2 separate regions of the Homo sapiens genome follow, and region 1 is linked to region 2. Evidence: chromatin loops called from intact Hi-C (ENCODE). Cell type or tissue: dorsolateral prefrontal cortex. All regions are shown on one strand. Links, peaks and the distances in the headings refer to the core of each region. The heading gives the core; the rest is flanking DNA. Region 1 has its middle 75 kb from the start of GAB4. Region 2 overlaps CECR2 (CECR2 histone acetyl-lysine reader).

Region 1 (11,071 bases), core at 2,725-7,724, 570 kb before region 2:
CTGGAGTCCAGTGAGTCAGAGGACAGAACCATGAAAGCGGTTGCATAAGTAACAGGGAGGGTTCAAGGAAGATGGGGCCAGGTAGGAATTGGCCTTTTACTCTGTGTGATGTGGAAACTTTTGTGAGATTTTGACCCTGGAGGAGCACTATTCATCTATTTAAAAGATCACCCTGGCTACTGAATTGGGAGTAGACTGCTGGTGGGTGAGGGGAGAAGCTGGGTGATCTGAGGAGAGCCTGGCCATGGTCTAAGATGAAGATGATGTTGGTTTCACTAGTGTGGAGCAGTGGGGGTGAAGGTGGGGAAATGGTGAGATTTGGGAAACATTTGAGTTCTGAGATTATTGGCTCCCCCTCTGCTGGTTGCAAGGTGTTTTGTGGGATGTGTTGAGCATGCAATTCCTCTAACTTCTCTTGTTTGTTTTTTTTCATGGAGAATTTTTTCTCTGCCTTCTGGTGCTCAGGAAGAAGACTTCTCATTTCCTCTTAGGCTTCTTGTGAGTAACCAAGATTTTGTTCTAGCTCACATTTCCTTTCCCTGCTTGTTCACATCTCCTGAAAGAAGATACCCACGTGCTCTCCACTACGAGGAGTCTCAACCTGCTATCCAAAGGCCTCAGTCTAATGTTTTCTTTTTTGCCTTCATATTATTTTCTTGTTTCCTTGTCATTATCTTAGGAGTCACATAAAGTAACATTTTTCTGTGATTCTTAGCTATTGAAAATGCCATTTTAATCACACTACTTCCCTCCCTTAATGTCTATTAATGAACTTCTCGAAGGTGTTAAGAGACAAAACCATGTGCTCAAATTGTTGCACAGGGACCACTCCACTCTCTAGCAGCACTTCTGGGGCCTCTCACAGAGTGTCCCATCCAGGTAGCCCTGCAGAATCCCCGTCTTGTCACACTCCTCACTGACTTCTGTGAGTCAGATTTTCTGAGTAGAATCCTGGCTTACAATTTGGATGTAATGCGCCCCTTGGAGGCATTTCATGACCTCTCCCTGCCTCAGTATTGTCAGCTGAAGATGAGAATAAAACATACTTGTCATAAAAAGAGTTAGTTCAGTTCACGACACATAAAAACCATTCAGCTGACGGCAGCTGCATGAGAAAGCCCAGGCCAGGCAGCAGAAAAACCTCCCAACCAACCCATAGAATCACAACAAATAATAAATTGTTGTTTCACTCCTTTAAGTTTTGGAGTGCTCTTATATGCTGCAAGAAAATGGAAAAATTAATATATCAATCCAGGTAAAGCACCTGTCTAGGAAACACCTTAGCTTCACAACCCTTTGCCTCTCCCTCTTTGTAGATCAGGTGTAAACTTGAAGTAATAACTCTTCAATCTTCCCCTGTATCAACAGGCCAGAAATCACAGACTCTGAGAACAAAGACAACTATAATATGAACGCTTCACACTCTCAGATTATGGCTTCTGCAGGAAGCAAGTGTCTTTGCATCAGGGCAGAATCTTCCATCCAGAAAGGGTATTTTTGGTTGGGGACTTTTCACTGTAAGAAGCCAACTGAAGGGCTGCTGGCAGGAAAACACTCCAGCATCTTCAGCTTTCACTCCATGGATGGAGAGGGAGAAGCAAAAACCAGAAACTTCCCTGGAAACTGGAAGCGGTTCCAGCAGCCTGGGAAGAAGCCCCAAAGAGCAGCAGACTGGAAGCCTCCTGGGATCTCTGCTTGTCCTAGGTGATGGAGGTGCCTACATCTGTGCTGTTTCTGCAGGTGATAGAGACAAAGTCACCTCCAGATGCTGCTAAGGTCTCCGGAGATGGAGTTGAGATAGTCTGTCCCCTGCATCCTGCAAGGACACCCTATTCAGGAGCACAATGCATTACTTCTCTCAAAGGATTTCTAGAAACCTGTCCTGTTCCTTAGAAGACCCTGTCATGCTTAAACATGACAGAAATTAGTACTCCTGGGCCCTCACATCTTTGCATTTGATCAGAATCAAGATAGAATTGGCTGGGGAGGGGTTCTCAGGACAAGGGCACCTATGAAAGGGGATACAAGCATGGTAGAGCCCACCCTGAGGGGCTAATGGTCAGGTCCATTCTTCACAGCCTGACCAGAACCACAGTGAGCTCTGAAGAGAGGTGGACATGGGGTGTGAGCAGGGACAGAGGATCCATGGTCCTCAGGGAGGCTGGGAACAGGTTCAGGGCTGTATGCACCTCTGCCTCCTGGTTAGCCCTGGACTCTGTGCCTCAGTTTCCTAATGAGAGTTAAGGCAAATCACTTCTATATGTTACACTATAATTTCCAAAGCACATTTGAGCTCATTATCCCCATGTCAAGGGCTAAAGCCCCTGCATGGTCTGCAGTGGGAAATGCACTCACCCTGAAAGCCCATCACCAAGAGGCAGAGGAGCAGGGCCAGGAAGAGCATCTTGGAGTGTCCAGGGAACCTGCTGCTTCTAGACCTAAGGGCAAGGGGAGTGTGGATGGGCAGGTCATTCCTGTCATGGCTCTGTATAAACAGGTTGCACATCCCAAGATTTAAATAAGCACAGATTTCCTTGGAGTCAAGGCCTGATGACCTTAAGCAGAGCCCCTCTCCAGGAGTCTCCCAGGGCAGGCAGGCTCACTCCACCTGTGGCTGCCAGGAAGTGGTGGGGGTGACGTAGATGCCTCGGGTCCCATGGTGGCTGAGGCTGGACTGAGCAGGGCCAGTGATGCTGCCCCATTCCCAGGGTTCCACTCCAGAGGCTGGGACAGGGGTCACCCCAGAGCCAGCCAGATGTCTGCAGAGAGGCCTCTGGATGTTCTATTTTTATGCCACTAAATGTTTGGCAATTTGTTACAGCAGCCCTAGAAAAATAACACAAAAAGTGCTCAGGGAAAATCCAGACTAAAGATGCAATGGCCATTTCCGATCTTCTTGTTTAACTATCAACTCTATACATAAATGGATTGGTGGGGAATTTTATGGTAGAAAAACTTGGCAAATGTGATGAAGGATCTTGAGAACTGAATACTATCTTGGAGTATTTTTGGACCCCATGTAATCATAATTGTCTGCATAAGAGGGAGGAAGGAGGGTCAGATTTGGAGAGGAGATGTGACTATGAAGAAGCTGAGTGATGTGAGGGAAAGGCCATGGCCAAGGAAAGACAGCAGCCTCTAGAAGATGGAAAAGGCAAGAAAACAAACTCTTTCCCACAGGGAAGCTTGATTTTAGCCCAAAGACACCTGTGTGAGATTTCTCTCTTCCAGAATTGTGAAAGAATGATTCTATGCTATTTGAAGCCAGTAATGACATAGTGATTTGTTACAGCTGCTATAGGAAACTCACACAAGGTGAAAGAATGGCATTTGCCTCTCTGAGAAGATGTTTCTCTCTGATCTCTCAGCCTTTTCCAACTTGTTAGCCTTTGGTTTCAATTTGGACAAGAGACAGAGCACAGTTTACTATAAGGAGAGCTAGCACCAGAATTCCACGTAGGGAGAAAATCTCCTGGGTAAACCCCTAGATTGAGTTTTGTACACTGCAGGTGTCTGAGAGCCTAGGGGTCAGATCTCATTACTCCTGAGGAGGGTGGGATTTCCTAGTAGGAGGACAAATTAGATTTGCAGGACACAATCTAATTAGGAAGAAAGAGGGAAGGCTGGAGTCAGAGATGGAAACTAATGGAAGAGAGGAGGAAGGCTCAGGGCAAGGAAAGATGTGACCCTTCCCCCAAGTCTGAAATAAAGCTGTTCAGAGATTTAAAGTCTTTGAGAAAGTTGCATTTTTGCAGAAGAAACTGCAGAAGGGGCTGATTTTAAGTTCCTTTTGCCATATAAGGCTAATTTTATGGTTCCAGAGGGTAGAAGGTGAACATCTTTTCATGGGGGGATAGTAATTTACTCAGACTACCAAACCCCCTAATTGTCTGCCAGCTGCCTTCCTTAAAGAAGAATCCAAAGCCTCACGGCTGGGAGAAGGGAGAACAGGGAGCAGCCAGCAGCTTTATAAAGCAAGAGAGCTGAAGGGATCTGAGTCAGGGCCCTCTGGTCTGGGTGTTTCCTGGGCTGGAAGATTCTTCTCCTGCTGCTCTAATGTGGACCTCATAGTGTGGAGCTATTTGTTAGGGGCTCCTCTGATGTTGTGACCCAGAAGAAAGGAATTGCTATTTAATCAGAATCTATGAGAGACTGATAAAACAAATTAAATGTTTTAGACATTTTCTAAATTTCTCTATCCATTATAAGAGGAGAAGTATCAACAATTTGATGACACCTCCACTAATGAGGATTTGCCTATAGTCTTAGGTTGGGTTTCTAACGACAAGGATTCCCATGTGAGCACCATAATTACAAGCTGCAGGAAACCCTGAGACTGAAGGCAGAAAGTGAGGCAGGGAAGAGATGATGGACAGTGAAAGGCCTGTCAGCCAGCAGCTACCCATGAGGACCACAAGAGCTGAAGCCCACATGGAAACATAAGAGAATGCCTCTGGGCTATTCCACCTGAGAGGTGAGGGAGTTGGGGTATTTATACACGTCACCTGTTCTCACTGATTGAGGGCTGTTCTAGGTGATGCACATTTCAGGCCCTGAGATCTGCCACATGTGCAAGCAGAGCTGCTTCCCCAGCTTCAGAGACAGCAGGGAGGCACAGACATGGCCATGAGGGGTCAGCAGAAGTACAGTGAATGAAAAAGGCTGCGGGAAAAGTCAAAGAGGGCAACGTCCATAAAGAAAAGGTGTGGTTGTTAAATCTGGATCATCTGCATGTGCTAGTTCCCTCTGGAATAAGATGCTGGCTGTTCACTTGTAAGCAAATGCTACAGAATTCAGGCAGGCCCTCCAAGCAGAGCATCAGCAGCCCTGAACCTGGGCTTCCCAGAAATGTCTGAAGACCACACGATTGGCAATTACACCTTCTGTGGAAGATGCACTCTGGATTCTTGAGGAGATCCAAATAATCTTTCTCTTGTAGTATTTGCATCTTTGACTACTATGCCCCCAAGCCTTTTAAAAGCTGTTGTTTAGACTCTCATTCCCTATATTTAGAAAAATAATCCTACTTGGAATTTCAAGAGTGGCTTATTCTTTGAGATATTAATTACAACTGACACCATAACTCAGACTCCTCAGGTGTAATAATCACTTCTTAATGAAATCAGGAGAGACATTGCCATGTCTGTGCTACTGGGGATGAGGAGAAGGAAAGACTGTTAAGGTATACAGGAGACTTCATAGACCCTTCTACCAAAACTTTCCAATGACCTTCAAAGTTTGACTGCAATTTGAGAATTGCTCTCAGCAGATGAGGGCACCAGGAGGAGCAGCAGGGGCAGCCCAGCCTCACACATCTGCTTCCCTGTGTGGTTTATGTTATCACTTGCAACACAGTAGGAGGGTAACTGTAATGCTGTTGATAGTAATAAGTGGCCAAATCATCACGCTGCAGGCTGCAGGCTGCTGATGGTGAGAGTGAAATCTGTCCCAGATTGACTGCTACTGAACCAGGATGGGACCCCCGTCTGCAGTTTTGTTGCAGCATGAATTAGGAGAGTAGGGGCTTTCCCTGGTTTCTGCTGATACCAGACTAATTTATTACTAATGCTGTGACTCACCTGGCAAGTGATAGTGACTCTGTCTCCTACAGATGCAGACAGGGAGGATGGAGACTGGGTCATCTGGATATCACGTCTGGTACCTGAGGTTGGAAACATAAAAACAAACATCTACATAATCAATCATTTATAAGAAGCCCTCCCTGAAGAGCCAGGCTGTACTGAGCACACTGGCTGAGTAAATTCCTAGTGTTCTCCTTCCTTACCTGGCAGCCAGAGCCCCAGGAGCCCCAGGAGCTGAGTGGGGGCCCTCGCGTCCGTGCTGTGTCCTGACTGGGGCTGACTCCTGCACAGGGTGTGACCAGCCTATTAAGAAGTCTTCAGGGCAGGGGGCTGTGCTCTGGGAACATGCTAATCAGCAGGGAGTGGAGCAGGCTGGGCATAGCTGCAGGGCTGGCTCATCTCAGTAACTCAGCATAGGAACAATGTCCCTAGGGTCCCAGGTCAAACCAGGGCAGTACAGATATGTCTGTAAATAACGTGTTTCTTCCTGGGGACCACTTTGTCACAGAGCACATTTTTTGATACTTCTCAAAATTTGAAATACTGCTGAGTACCTGATGAAATAATATATTCCATTGGTGTATTGGGATTATTTAGGAGAATATTCTTCTCTGTAGGAAAATGATAGTAAAGTTTTAGAGGGTGTGATCATCGGGTATTTGATATACTCTGAAAGGGAAGGGGATACATTGTGGTATACTTACAACATTTCTGTGAGTGTGAAATTGTTTCTTCCCTTTAAAAAAATTTATCAAGATAATGCTAAATATATTTCAGTATTTAAATACTTTCAGTATTTTGGAATGACTTTAATTCATTATTATGATTATCACTATCTGTTCAAGCAATTCCCTGCAGATGCACAAAGATGATACCCTCAACCTCAAAGCATGTATTGCTCACAGATCTACCATTATCCAAACCTATGGACCTCTTTAACGCCAGGGATTTTATGGAATGCATCTTATTTTTGGTTTCAGGGCCTCCATATTCTATTCCTGTTTCTGTCATTGGTTATTTCTTCCCAGGATTCATCAGCATGAAGGGCTGAGTAGTGATGCTAGACCTGACTACTTAAAAAATAAAAAAAAAGTCACTTGTTTCTTCCTCCAATTATAGAAGCATGGATTAGGATAAACTTGAAATTATTCAGGGATCAATTGTCTCCAAAAAAAGACTAATGCCATATTCCCTGAGTAATGGTCTGGGCTGCACTGCCCACTAGCATGTTCCTGGGGACTCAGGAGGAGCTCCTCTGGAGCCTGGATTCCTGGAGATCAGGTGACGGGGAGAGCTTGGGAAAGACCAGGACAGTGAGTCTTCCCTCCTAGTGAGGGCAGCTGCTGCTCAGGGCATATCCCTGCCTTGCACTATCAATGCCACTTTCTTTCCTCTTTTACTCTTTAGCAGTGAGGGAAGGTCATCCTAACCCAGGTGCCAGCCTCCTGTCTCACATCTAGGACAGAGAGTCTCCATCTCCTTTCCAGTAAGTACCCATGTATATGGAGAAATCACTTGGATTTGGACAAAACTGAACACAGATTCGCATCCATTATATGTCACATCTTTAACAGGGGCCAAGGCATCTCAGCCTGGTGCAGTCGTAGAGGAAGTGGATTGAACTACATCAGCATCAGTGGGCTTCAGCCTGGGGTTCTGGGGAGTATTACTGATGCCTGACTAGGAGTGGTCAAATCACTTTAGTGGAGACTCTGCATACACCCTCCTGCTGCCTATTCAGGGGCCTGAACTTGGGGGAACGTACTTGTTTTGAGGGAAAAACGGAAACTTCCTACATTTATATATATATATGTATATATGTGTGTGTGTGTGTATATATATATGTGTGTCTGTGTATATATGTGTGTGTGTATGTATGTGTGTATATGTATAAATCTCCTGTTAGTTCTGTCCCTCTAGATGTCACTGGCTAATACAGGAAGTTTATTAAGTATTAACTCACACAATCACAAGGTCTCCCAATAGGATGTCTGCAGGCTGTGGAGCAAGGAGAGCCAGCCAGAGTTCCAAAACTGAAGAACTAGGAGTCCATGTTCGAGGGCAGGAAGCATCCAGCACGGGAGAAAGATGTAGGCTGGGAGGTGAGGCCCATCTCTTTTCACATTTTTCTGCCTGCTTATAGTCTAGCTGTGTTGGCAGCTGACTGGATTGTGCCCACACAGATTAAGGGCGGGTCTGCCTTTCCCAGCCCACTGACTCACATATTAATCTCCTTTGGCAACACCCTCACAAACACACCCAGGACCAATACTTTACCTCCTCAATCCAATCAAGTTGACACTCAGTATTAACCATCACAAGCCCACCCCTTGTCACCTTGAACACATACACATCTCCTGAGATCATACCTAATCTTAAAATAAAGACAATAATGTGGTCGTAATTACACCTAACATAACTATCCTTCCTACAACCGGAAACGCACCAATCGCCAACCCAAATACTATTACATAAAGTGAACAATGCTTAAATGCTGATATGAAGTCAATAACTCTTATGTCACCTGATAAAGAAAAAGGAAATGAAATCAAGATATTTTCTTAGTACAAGTGTATACATGCACAAAGATGTTTTTTAAGAAAAGAAGAAAGAAATACTCATGACAGTTCCAGTCCTCATTTCTGCAGCTGGTCACATGGTCACAGCTGGTATTGATTACTACCTTCTTCCATTATTCATTCTGTATTTCCTTTGCCTTTAGCAAGCACCTCAGCAGGTTGTGACCCCGGAGGGATCTGGACCATTTAGGTCTTACCTGGGTTGGGCTGTTGTAGTTTCCCATTGACCTTAATCAGAGTGCATGATAATCCCAAGAGACGCCCTAATGGATCTCCTGTATTCCACGCATACTCTTCCTCACTTCCATTGTGGAGTAGTGGACTGACTTCATCTTGATAGTCTGGGTCAATCACCGCAGCCAACACTGTAACTCCATTCTTATCCTGTTAACTTAAAGGTAGGAGGAGCCCAAAGTGCCCAGCTGGCCATCTTAACTTCCCATTTAATGGAATCATTATTTTGTCTCTTGGTGGCAGCATTCCTCCCTCTGGAACTAAGATGTCTAGTAAAGCAGGACGTAATGTCGCGGGAACAGAAAGCAAACATTTTGCTAGTGGATCACTAGGGGTGACAGTGAGTGGTTCCACTTTCACTTCCACCCCTTGATTCCTGGACCTGTAAATCCTGGCTATGGGAGAAACAGTACCATACATTGGGCGCTGATTCAGAGCCTACAAGGCCTTCTGGAGTACTTTGCCCCAGCCCTGCACAGTATTGTAATTTAGTTGGCATTGTAATTGTGACTTCAAAAGGCCATTCCACTGTTCTATCAATCCAGCTGTTTCAGGATGATGGGGAACATGGTAAGACCAGTGAATTCCATGAGCATGAGCCCACTGCCCCACTTCTTTACCTGTAAAGTGAGTGCTTGGTCAGAGGCAATACTGTATGGAATACTGTGATGGTGGATAAGGCATTCCGTGAGTCTGTGAATGGTAGTCTTGGCAGAAGCATTGCGTGCAGGTAGGCAAACCCATATCCGGAGTAAGTGTCTATTCCAGTGAGGACAAACCTCTGCCCTTTCCATGATGGAAGAGGTCCGATATAATCAACCTGCCACCAGGTAGCTGGCCGCTCACCACAGGGAATGGTGCCATACAAAGGGCTCAGTGTTGGTCTCTGCTGCTGCTGGCAAATTGGGCACTCAGCAGTGGCCACAGTTCAGCCTTGGTGAGTGGAAGTCCACATTGCTGAATCCATGCATAGCCTCCATCCCTGCCACCATGGCCACTATGTTCATGGGCTCATTGGATGATGACAGGGGTGTCTGGGGAAAGAGGCTGAGTGGTATCCACAGAACGGGTCATCTTATCCACTTGATTATCAAAATCCTCCTCTGCTGAGGTCACCCGTTGGTGAACACTCACATGGGATACAAATATCTTCACAGTTTTTGACGACTCAGAGAGGTCTATCTACATACCTCTTCCCCAAACTTCTTTGTCACCAATTCTCCAATCATGCTTCTTCCAAGTCCCTCACCATCCAGCCAAACCATTGTCTACAGCCAATGAATCACTATATGAAAACACATCTCGTCATTTCTCCTTCCATGCAAAGTGCACAGCCAGGTGCACTGCTCAGTGTTCTGCCCACTGGGAAGATTTCCCTTCACCACTGTCCTTCAGAGATGTCCTGGAAAGGGGCTGTAGTGCTGCAGCTGACCGCTTTTGGTGGTGCCTGAATATCATGCAGAACCATCTGTGAACCAGGCCCTAGTCTTCTCTTCCTCCCTCAACTGATCATAGGGAGCTCCCCATGAGGCCATCGGTGCAGGCTGTGGGAGAGAAGGAAGGGTGGCAGGAGTAGAGACCATCAGCATTTCAGCTACTTCCTCACGTAACTTACTTGTGCCCTCAGGACTTACTCAAGCCGAGTCACATATATACCGCTTCCATTTGATGACGGAATACTGCTATGCATGACCCACTCTATGGCTAGATGGGTCAGAAAGCACCCACTTCATGATGGGCAGTTCAGGTCGCATGGTGACTTGTTGACCCATAGTCAAATGATCAGTTTCCATCAAAGCCCAGTAACAGGCCAAGAGCTGTCTCTCAAAAGGAGAGCAGTTATCTGCAGAAGATGGCAGGGTCTTGCTCCAAAATCCTAGAGGCCCCCATGGTGATTCACATATGGGGGTCTGCCAAAGGCTCAGAACAGCATTTCTATCTGCCACGGACACCTCAAGCACCATTGGATCTGGTGGGTCATATGTCCCAAGTAGCAGAGTGGCTTGCACAGCAGCCTGGACCTATTGCAGAGCCTTCTCTTTTTCTGAACCCCAGTGAATATGGGCAACCTTTTGCGTCGCTGAATAAATGGGCGGGAGTAACACTCAAATGAGGAATGTGTTGCCTCCAAAATCTAAACAGGCCCACTAGGTGTTGTGCCTCTTTCTTGGTTGTAGGAGGAGCCAAATGTAGCAGCTTGTTCTTCACCTTAGAAGGAATATCTCAACAGACCCCACACCACTGTACTCCTAGCAAGTTTACTGAGGTAGAAGATCCCTAAATTTTAGTCAGATTTATTTCCCATCCTCTGGCACACAAATGTCTCACCAGTAAGTCTAGTGTGTTTGCTATTTCTTGCTCACAGGATCCAACCAGCATAATGTCATTAATGTAATGGACCAGTGTGATATCTTGTGGAAGCAAAAAGCGATCAAGTTCTCTTCAAATAACATTATGACACAAAGCCAGAGAATTGACACACCCATGAGGTAGGTCAGTAAAGGCATATTGCTGGCCTTTCCTGCTGGAGACAACTTGCTTCTGGTGGCCCTTATGGACAGGAATGGAGAAAAAGGCATTTGCCAAGTCAATGGCTGCATACCAGGTACAAAGAGATGTGTTAATTTCCTCAAGCAATGAAACCACACCTGGTACATCAACTGCAATTTGAGTTAC
Region 2 (11,071 bases), core at 2,956-7,955:
AAACTATCTTCAAATTTTAATATACAGACATGGGAGGATTGCTTGAGCCCTGGAGTTCAAGACCAGCCTGGGCAACATGCTGAGACCCCATCTCTGAAAAATCAAAGAAAGGACGGGCACGGTGGCTCACGCCTGTAATCCCAGCACTTTGTGAGGACGAGGCGGGTGGATCACGAGGTCAGGAGATCGAGACCATCCTGGTTAACACAGTGAAACCCGGTCTCTACTAAAATTACAAAAAGAAATTAGCCGGGCATGGTGGTGGGCGCCTCTAGTCCCAGCTACTCGGGAGGCTGAGGCAGGAGAATGGCATGAACCCGGGAGGTGGAGCTTGCAGTGAGCTGACATCGAGCCACTGCACTCCAGCCTGGGTGACAGAGCGAGACTCTGTCTCAAAAAAAAAAAGAAAGAAAGAAAAATCAAAGAAAAAAAATTTAGAATGCAGTGTTCATGCCTTAAAGTTCATGTATAATAGAATATGAAATTATAGTTGCATATCAGTGTAGCCATTTGTATTCTGGAGGACTTTCTGCCTTTGTATCTTAACCTGAAATATAAATTAGGTTAGGCCAACTATGCGTTTCTTTTTTCCTTTTTTCTCGCCACCTAAGTCATGAACCCAACTTTGTACTGTCTGAACCGCAGGGTGTCTTCAGTTGTACGCGTAGCGGGTGAGACTTTTGCCTCAGCTTCATAACCTACACATTTGATTATGCTTTTACCCATTCCACCAGAATGTGCTATTCGGGCTTTAAAGTCAACCTATTCTGTGAAAAACCCTCTTTATATATTTATCTTCCTTGATAGTTGACAAAACACAATATCCATGTAAGTAGGCTGAAACTTCATGAGGGACTTCCTGTTACTGTTTTTCATTTCTGCTTTCTGTGTAAAATTTGTCAACTGGGCCAAGCGTGTTACCTCACCCCTGTAATCCCAGCACTTTGGGAAGCCAAGGCGGGCGGATCGTGTGAGCCTGGGAGCTTGAGAACAGCCTGGGCAACATAGGGAGACCCCTGTCTCTACAAAAAATACAAAGATTAGCTGGGTGTGGTGGTGCATGCCTGTGGTCCCAGGTACCTGGGAGGTTGAGGTGGGAAAATCTTTTGAGCCCAGGAGAGCTGCAGTGAGCTGAGATCTTGCCACTGTGCTCTAGCCTGGATGACAGAGCGAGACCCTGTCTGTATAAAAACAAAAATCTGTTAGCTGTCAGATCATGAGTTCTCTCTCTCTCTCCTTCTCCCAACCAACCTATATTTTATATTAATGTATTTTTGTGTTTGGGGCCCTGGTCTAGGCCTCAGACATTCCACAGCTACCTAGAGGACATCATCAACTACCGCTGGGAGCTCGAAGAAGGGAAGCCCAACCCTCTGAGGGAAGCCAGTTTCCAGGACCTGCCTCTTCGCACACGGGTGGAGATCCTGCACCGACTCTGTGATTACCGGCTGGATGCAGACGATGTCTTCGATCTTCTAAAGGTATGCTTAACTGGCGAACCTTTCCCTGTAGCTGTGAAAAGCCAGCAATCAGAAATGTAGTCAGAACGTAAAACCCAAAGATACTAAGCCAGAGTTTGGCTTGTGGTACTAGTCTTGGTACTATTCATTGCCAATAACACTGTATGGAAAACCATGACTGCTGTAGCCACGGAGATGCAAGATGTACATCCCTATGGAAGTACGTTATTTTGGTCTAATTTCTAGTCTGGTTTCATCTTCCTTTACGTGCACTGAGTCCTATCTGCAATAGGTACAACCAGAGGACCCTGTTTGTTCTGTCATCAGCCAAACCTGCAACTAAATCCGCCACTGAGTTTTATTTTTCAGGGTGTAAATTTGATTGAAATATTTACTGAAATCTCCAAGAACTTGAAACCGTATATGTTAGTGAAGGTCATCCTCTACACACATCCACGTTACAAAAAATGTGTTGAAGGAAGCTGTGGCCATCTCTCTGTCCCCCTTGGTGTGGTTATCTGTTTAGAAGTATATCCTAGAGGGGGCCGGGTGCTGTGGCTCACGCCTGTAATCCCAGCACTTTGGGAGGCCAAGGCAGGCAGATCACGAAGTCAGGAGATCGAGACCATCCTGGCTAACACGGTGAAATCCCGTCTCCACTAAAAGTAAAAAAAAATTAGCCGGGCGTGGTGGCAGGCGCCTGTAGTCCCAGCTACTCGGGAGGCTGAGGCAGGAGAATGGCATGAACCCGGGAGGCGGAGCTTGCAGTGAGCCGAGATTGCGCCACTGCACTCCAGCCTGGGTGACAGAGCGAGACTCCGTCTTTAAAAAAAAAAAAAAGTATATCCTCAAGGGAGAGTGTGGGTTATTGCTTTCACTCATAGGGAAGTCAGTTTCTAATCCTGTTCCATCATCAGTGATTAAATGTGGTGATGACTTCTCAGTTGAGCTCTGGTTATGGGCACATTATAAAAAAATCATTGTGTAATTTAGCACGGTCTTTGCTGAGGACTCAAGGACTTCAGTAGCAGTGAGAAGGCCAGTACAGGTCAGCCCCCGAGGTAAATTGGGAGCCCTGTCACTGGAACTCAGCTGGAGTGAGAGGTCACAGGAGGTTATGCCGGAACTGCCACAGAGGATCCCATGGGGCAAAGCTTGCCCCGTGCCTGATCCACCCGGTTGTACTTGTCTTTCTTTTCGTGTGTGCTCACATAAAACAACCGCTCCCAGCCAAATCTGTAAACTGTTCATCAGGATTGCTGTTGGATTCTCTCTTTTTTGAAAAGGGAACAATGGTGGGGATAGGGAGCATTGTAATATTTCCATCTCTTGTTCCTCAAAGTAGGTACCACCTTCCCATTATATCCGTGTTTCTTATGCTGATTGAAAATTACATAAGATACTTGGACATTTTTATTTATTTATTTATTTATTTATTGTTTGAGACAGAGTCTCTCTCTGTCGCCCAGGCTGGAGTGCAGTGGCATGATCTTGGCTCACTGCGACCTCCACCTCCCAGGTTCAAGCGATTCTCCTGCCTCAGCCTCCCGAGTAGCTGGGATTACAGGCGCGCGCCACCACGCCCAGCTGATTTTTTGTATTTTTAGTAGAGGTGGGGTTTCACCATGTTGGCCAGGCTGGTCTTGAACTCCTGACCCCATGATTTGCCCGCCTCAGCCTCCCAAAGTGCTGGGATTACAGGCGTGAGCCACCACGCCCAGCGATACTTGGGCATTTTTAGATTTGAGTTATGCTTACGTGTAAATTTGGAATCCTCGTTCTGGTTTTTTCCTGGTGCGTTTTGTTCCCCATTTCCCCAAACCCCTTTTCCGTGCTCTGTGTAGGGCCTGGATGCAGACAGTCTCCGTGTGGAGCCATTGGGTGAAGACAATTCTGGGGCACTATATTGGTATTTCTATGGAACACGAATGTACAAAGAGGACCCGGTGCAAGGAAAATCCAATGGAGAACTCTCTTTGAGCAGGTATGTTCTTCAGTGTTAGGGCATGATAGCTACTGTATTAAAATGTCATTAAGATTAAATGCATCAGAATTCTACAGCACAATTTTTTTTTCCTAATGAAGGAATTCTCTAAGCATGCCTGCAAAGAGATGGTAAGGAGATACTTCATGCAAAAACAAAAAGGAATTAATTCTCTGCTACCAGAGGGGTTAAATATACTTTTTTAATCTGAAGTTCTTGATAGGAGGTTTCTGAGAAATGCCACTCCTCTTGCCACAGGCTATTTTAATATAGCAGGTTTCTTCTCAGCAGCACAATCATTTCACTGCAGTAACAATTTCATCTTGCATCATCAGTCCTTGAGATCTCCTTATTTCGACTAGAATTAATGATGTAGTTTATGCCAGGCGCAGTGGCTCATGCCTGTAATCCCAGCACTCTGGGAGGCCGAGGCGGGCGGATCACGAGGTCAGGAGATCGAGACCATCCTGGCTAATACGGTGAAACCCTGTCTCTACTAAAAATACAAAAAATTAGCCAGGCGTGGTGGCGGGCACCTGTAGTCCCAGCTACTCGGGAGGCTGAGGCAGGAGAATGGTGTGAACCCGGGAGGCTGATCTTGCAGTGAGCCGAGATCGCACCACTGCACTCCAGCCTGGGCGACAGAGCGAGACTCCATCAAAAAAAAAAAAAAAAAAAGAATTTAATGATGTAGTTTATGAACGTTAGTATCCATCAGTTTAAGAACAGAAGGAATTTAAATGATGCCTGAAACATAAGCTTTACTAAGTAAGGAAGAGGCCGCATTTCCATAGCATCCCAAAACAATGCTAACCTCTTATTTAGGCTTTCTTACTGCTAGGAGAATGCTTACTCTTCGGAAGGTGTTAGTTAGATCTTAAGCACATTTTAGTATTGCAAAATGTTAGTTTTCCTCAGATCCACAGTCTAATAATGAAGACTGGAAGTTGCTGTTCCCTTTTCCTTTCACTGCTACATTTAATCCTTTTTGGTAATCTCATGGCCAGAAATACTGTTTTAAAATCATATGTAGCAATGCCAATCCTGTGCCAGAACATTTCTATTTAATATTATTTATTAGGGAAAGTGAAGGACAAAAAAATGTCTCAAGTATTCCTGGAAAAACGGGAAAAAGAAGAGGAAGACCCCCAAAACGGAAGAAACTGCAGGAGGAGATTCTGTTGAGGTAAGAAAATCTTGTTAGTTGTGGTCATAGACCATGGCAGAAGGGACCTTAATTCATTTATTCCTTTTTCTTTATTTTGCCTGTGCCATGGGAAGCACATTATTATAGCAACCTGAAACTGAGTCCTTATGAAATTACCACATGTGCAGTACAGTCAGGAAGCCCTTAGTGTGTGACATCTGGCAAGTCACCTCCCCTCTCTAAGCGAGTCCTCTTACTAGACGATGGATGTGCACTTAATGAGGATTATATTGAACAAGACAGTTTTTTTCATTCTTCAATTTTATATTTAATTTTAGCAAAGAAAGATACTTGGGGGATTTTCTTTTATATGTCATTATCTTCTAGGAAATTTCACCATGTGAATCTTGCTATAGGACTTTTCAAAATCTGACCTATGCTGTGTAAATACACTTTTTACTTAAGGATCAGCTCTATCACTAAGCCTATTGAAGTGAGGCTGTATTCTTAAAAATTCTGATAACTCAGGACAAGTGGCTTCTTCCCTTCCTACTTAATCTAAATGCTTGAGTTAGGCTGAATTTCACCCTGTCACTTTTTAACCACTAAGAAATATTTCTGGGAAATCAGATTAAGAATATAGATCACTCAGGAGATCGAGACCATCCTGGCTAACACGGTGAAACCCCGTCTCTACTAAAAATACAAAAAATTAGCCAGTCGTGGTGGCGGGTGCCTGTAGTCCCAGCTACTCGGGAGGCTGAGGCAGGAGAATGACGTGAACCTGGGAGGCAGAGCTTGCAGTGAGCCGAGATTATGCCACTGCACTCCAGCCTGGGCGACACAGCGATACTCCATCTCAAAAAAAAAAAGAATGTAGATCACTCAGATCCTGATTTTAACTCAATCAGCATCCACTTAACTTTACAGAAGTTCAGCTTCAGATTGCAGCTGCCTATTTCTTGCTTATCCGTTTCTGTGACAAATGTCCTGTAATTACTTAACGTTTTATGTATCAACACCTGTTTCCGGGTTTGTTAGGATTTCACACGTCCTTCGATATTCAGAAAGCTGCATGATACCTGTCTCCGTTTCCCCATAAGTATCAAGAATCACAGTAGCTTAGGGTTGGGACTGTAGAATCATTTTAACAAGCATCCATGGACTTGTGCTACCCTCTACTGGTGACTTTTTTCCTTTAGAGCTGTGTGTGTAAGCCAGTATTTAAATATTTTTTCATTAAATTTAAAATTCAGTTTCTGGTTCACGCTGGCCACGTTTCAGATGCTCAGCAGCCACATGGTTTATTGGATAATGCCAATATAGAACATTTTCATTCTCATAGAAACTTTAATCGAAAACAAGCGAAAAGTCCACAGAGTGTCCTTTCTGTTTCAGGGATACAAGTGAAAATGATACTTCATCCTAATGCGTTATACACTTTGCATTTTGTCATTTAATCTCCAACGTCCCTGTGAGGTAGGCACTATTAATAGCTCCATTTTGGGGGAAAGTTAATTAACTTTCCTGAGGTCACATTGTAAGTGGCACAGCTTGAATAGAGGCATTCCCCCTTCGGAGCCCATGCTCTTAACCCTCTGCCTTAGGTAAGGATCAATTATAATAAATACACCTGTCTTCAGTGCGGCCCTGAATCAGGGAGGAGGACATTGGAATCCCTACAGTTCTTTTTTCTTGGCATTTAATTATTAACAGTTGCATCTCTCTCTTGACTGGAGCAGTGATAAAAAACAAGAACAAACAAACAAAAAAAACAGTGCATCTGTTTGATTTCCAAAAAAAGCTTTAAAAGTTACTGTTTTCTGGCTGGGCACGGTGGCTCACGCCTGTAATCCCAACACTTTGGGAGGCCAAGGCAGGCAGATCATGAGGTCAGGAGTTCAAGACCAGCCTGGCCAACATGGTGAAATCCCGTCTCTACTAAAAAATACAAAAATTAGCTGCACCTGGTGGCGGGTGCCTATAGTCCCAGCTACTCAGGAGGCTGAGGCAGGAGAATCATTTGAACCTGGGAGGCGGAGGTTGCAGTGAGCTGAAATCGCGCCATTGCACTCCAGCCTAAGTGACAGGGCAAGACTCCGTCTCAAAAAAATAAAAATAAAAAATAAAAGTTACTGTTTTCTTATGCATTGATACTGTTGCCATAACATAGGGTAGCTGTATGTCAGTACTTCCCTCCTAGACCAGCATGCCTGCATCTTAGTGTTCATTTATTCAGCGTTCCGCCTCCAAGCCTTGTCCCCTTAACACACACACATACACTCTCTTTGTGTTAAATTAATGGGTTCTACCATCCTGGGGTGGCACAGAACAATTTTGGACCTGTCTTTGTTTTAATTGGCACCTCTTTTTCCTGTGTTTCAGTGAAAAGCAGGAAGAAAATTCCTTGGCATCCGAGCCACAGACAAGACATGGTAATGTTCTTTACTGGCATTTAGAAAGAATTAAATAAATATGATTCATTTATGCTAGGGTGTTGACTCTTTTTCTAGAGTCATACAAAGTAAAGGTTATTGCAATAGCCTTTTACCTACCCCCTGTACTCTTCTTCAGTTCTCCTCCTCACACCTTATCCTGTGCCCAGCTCATCATCTGACTAAGGATTAAGATCAGAACTAGATCTTTTCACTAGTGCCCTGTTTACTGGGGACAGTGTAATAGACACCTTAACGTTGGAGTGAATAACCAGCTTCTCAAAGAGAGGTCTTTTTAATGTCAGTGCTTCATGACACAATGGTTTCCTTATAGGTTTACTACATACTGGTTTCCTACCTAGATTTTAATTTTGTAATCCAAATAACATAAAAATGGGAGGCACATACCAGTTTGCACAGTGTAGTTGAGGCAGGGTAGACTCAGCAAAGACTCAAAATCAAAACCATTTCTGTCAATATATTTAATCATTTCTAGACTGTGAATATCTATCTTGTTAAATTCACAGTAGTTATATTTGTATTGCCTTTAGACATTACATTTTTTTTTAGTTGTTAACAATGACTTTAACAGGAAAACCAGAAGTATACATTGTCAACTTTAAAGTCAAAAAGAGGCCATTGTGGCGGCTCATGCCTGTAATCCCAGCACTTTGGGAGGTCGAGGTGGATGGATCACTTGAGGTCGGGAGTTCGAGACCAGCCTGGCCAACATTGTGAAACCCCATCTCTACTAAAAATACAAAAATTACCTGGGCGTGGTGGCAGGCACCTGTAATCCCAACTACTCGGGAGGCTGAGGCAGGAGAATCACTTGAATCCAGGAGGCGGAGGCTGCAGTGAGCTGAGATGGTGCCCCTGAACTCCGGCCTGGACAACAGAGCAGGACTCTGCCTCTAAATAAATAAATAAATAAATAAATAAATAAAATTTAAAAGTAGGCCAGGTGCAGTGGCTCACACCTGTAATCCCAGCACTTTGGGAGTTCGAAGCAGGCAGATCACTTGAGCTCAGGAATTAGAGCCCAGCCTGGACAACATGGCAAAACCCTGTCTCTACGAAAAATACAAAAGTTTAGCTGGATGTGCTGGTACACACCTGTAGTCCCAGCTACTTGGGGGGTGCTGAGATGGGAAGATGGCTTGAGCCCAGGAGGTGTAGGTTACAGTGAGCTGAGATGGCACCACTGCACTCCAGCCTGGACAATAGAGCCAGACGTTGTCTCAAAAAAAATAAAATTAAGTAATAGGTCTCTTTTTTGAGTTCCTTATTTTATTTTTTTTATTTTTATTTATTTATTTATTTGAGACGGAGTCTCACTCTGTCGCCCAGGCTGGAGTGCAGTGGCGTGATCTCGGCTCACTGCAAGCTCCGCCTCCCGGGTTCACGCCATTCTCCTGCCTCAGCCTCCCGAGTAGCTAGGATCACAGGCGCCCGCCACCGCGCCCGGCTAATTTTTTTTTTTCTATTTTTAGTAGAGACGGGGTTTCACCGTGTTAGCCAGGATGGTCTCGATCTCCTGACCTCGTGATCCGCCCGCCTCGGCCTCCCAAAGTGCTGGGATTACAGGCTTGAGCCACCGCGCCCGGCCGAGTTCCTTATTTTAGTCATGACCCACAGTAGAAACAAAATTGAGAATAAATAAGGAAAGGTCCTCATGGGATCTCCTGTAGTGAATCCGTTCCTTTATTTTCTAGGGTCCCAAGGGCCAGGCCAAGGTACTTGGTGGCTCCTGTGCCAGACAGAAGAGGAATGGAGACAGGTCACCGAGAGTTTTCGCGAGAGGACCTCCCTTCGAGAACGGCAGCTCTACAAGCTCCTCAGTGAGGACTTCCTGCCTGAGATCTGCAACATGATCGCCCAGAAGGTGCGCCACACTCTCTGCTCTGTCCTCCTCAGTGTTAGGCCTGATGCTGCATTATTTAAGGATTATTCATGAGACCTTCCCCATACACCCCACTGTCCTGGAAATAGTGCAGTCTTCCATCCTGTCTGAACTCCAGTGTTAGAATGGGACCTCATGCCACCCCCTCTCCTTCACTGTGGGTCCTATCATGTTCTCCTTCCCCCAGAAAGTCCTCAGTGTCTACCACCCACCAATAGTGACGGTGGCTTTTCACAGCCTGGAACCAACTTTCCTTCTCCCATACACTCCTCAGGAAACATTCCTTGAGTCCCTGTGTAATGCTTTAAAAAAAAAAAAAATCTTGTGGGTTTGTCTTTGTCCTTGTAGCTCCATTGCCAGCCCTTTGCCTGGCTCTACCTGATTGTGTCCTCTTCACCAAATTCAGGGCAAGCTATAGTCTCATAAACCATATGCCCCATATTATCATGCATGTACACCCTACTTCATGCATTTTCAAACATCCTTCATCCTCTTTTTCCTTTTTTTTTTTTTTTTTTTTTTTGAGTCTCTCTCTGTCTCCCAGGCTGCAGTGCAGCGGTGCAATCTGAGTTCACTGCAACCTCTGCCTTCCAAGTTCAAGCGATTCTCCTGCCTCAGCCTCCTGAGTAGCTGGGATTATAGGCTCACACCACCACCACGCCCAGCTAATTTTTTGTGTTTTTAGTAGAGACAGGGTTTCACCATTTTGACCAGGCTGGTCTAGAACTCCTGACCTCAAGTGATATACCGCCTCAGCCTCCCAAAGTGCTGGGATTACAGGTGTGAGCCACTGCACCCGGCTTTTTTTTTTTTTTTTTTTTTTTTAAGGACAAGCTCTCTCACTTTGTCGCCCAGACTGGAATGCAGTAGTGTGGTCACAGCTCACTGTAGCCTCGATTTGCCAGGCTCATGTGATCCTCTCATCTCAACCTCCCAAGTAGCTGGGGACACAGGCTCGTGCCACCACACCCAGCTAATTATTTTTTATTTTTTGTAGAGACGAGGTCTTGCTCTGCTGCCTAGGCTTGTCCCAAACTCCTAGCCTCAATCTATCCTTCTGTCTTGGCTTCCCAAAGTGCTGGGATTATAGGCATGAGCCACTGTGCCCAGCTTTTATTGCTTTAAGACAGGGTCTTGCTCTATTTCCCAAGCTGGAGTACAGTGGTGCAGTCATAGCTCACTGCAGCCTCAATCTCCCAGGCCGAAGTGATCCTCTCGAGTAGCTGGGCCTGCAGGCACATGCCACCACGCCTGGCTAATCTTTTAATTTTATCTGTGCGTAGGGTTTCCCTATGTTGCCTGGGCTGGTCCTGAACTCCTGGGCTGAAGCACTCTTCCTGTCTTGGCCTCCCAAAGTGCTGGGATTACAGGTGTGAGCCACCACACCTGGCCCCCTCTCTACTTCCTTACCCATTTAAATACTACTCTCTCAAAAGCCTTACTTAAATGTCACTACGTCCATGAACTGTCCTTGTTTCCCCCAGCCTTTTGTCGCTTAACATGTTTCTTTATGCTTATTTTATATCTTTGTGAGTTCAGGCTTCTTCATCTCAAGGACCATGTCTTATCTTTTTAACAGCCACGACACTTAATGTCATTTCTTTTCATGTTTTTTTGTTTGTTTGTTTGTTTGTTTTGAGACAGAGACTCGCTCTGTCACTCAGGGTGGAGTGCAGTGGCACAATCTTGGCCCCCCGCAGCCTCCACCTCCTGGGTTCAAGCGATTCTCATGCCTCAGCCTCCCAAGTAGCTGGGACTATAGGCGTGCGCCACCATGCCTGGCTAATGTTTTTATATTTTTAGTAGAGATGGGGTTTCGCTGTGTTGGCCAGGCTGGTCTTGACTCCTGGCCACAAGTGATCCACCCACCTTGGCCTCCCAAGTGTTATGATTACAGGCGTGAGCTACCACGTTTAGCCTGCCTTGCCTTTTCTATGGTGGTTGGTTGATAATTATTCAGTTTGCTTATTTCATATCGATAATAATATTTCTGATTATTGATACATGTTAATAGAGGACCAGAAATATTTGACCACTTGCCAGTGAAATATGAAGAGAAAGTATTTGTAAATCATCACTGCAGTACCTACAGGGAGGCAAACATGTCAAATGTATTATTTAATTTATTGTAGATCTGGTGCT

Evidence for each region. Peaks named below come from ENCODE experiments on the same cell type or tissue, not always from the same donor. Only the 100,000 strongest peaks of a DNase experiment are listed, where the experiment ranks them.
Region 1: a loop joins it to region 2, with 4 times the contacts of the local background. A loop is called at or near these places in 3 of 110 quality-filtered maps.

What each region holds. Positions count from the first base shown.
Region 1 is chr22:16,928,164-16,939,234 of GRCh38, forward strand. It overlaps the pseudogene IGKV1OR22-1. Among named protein-coding and RNA genes, the nearest start is that of GAB4, 75 kb to the right of the region's middle. RefSeq lists an enhancer at 4,789-5,988. In dorsolateral prefrontal cortex, for the core only: a CTCF peak has its summit at 4,640 (motif pointing right); a DNase peak (open chromatin) is centred at 4,594; H3K27me3 peaks cover 3,133 bases.
Region 2 is chr22:17,496,106-17,507,176 of GRCh38, forward strand. CECR2 (CECR2 histone acetyl-lysine reader) reads left to right here. Exons shown (of 19, transcript NM_001290047.2): 3 at 1,298-1,481; 4 at 3,305-3,444; 5 at 4,526-4,630; 6 at 6,977-7,026; 7 at 8,742-8,911. Among named protein-coding and RNA genes, the nearest start is that of SLC25A18, 62 kb to the right of the region's middle. In dorsolateral prefrontal cortex, for the core only: CTCF peaks have their summits at 5,766 (motif pointing left) and 5,970; no DNase peak of the experiment used is centred there.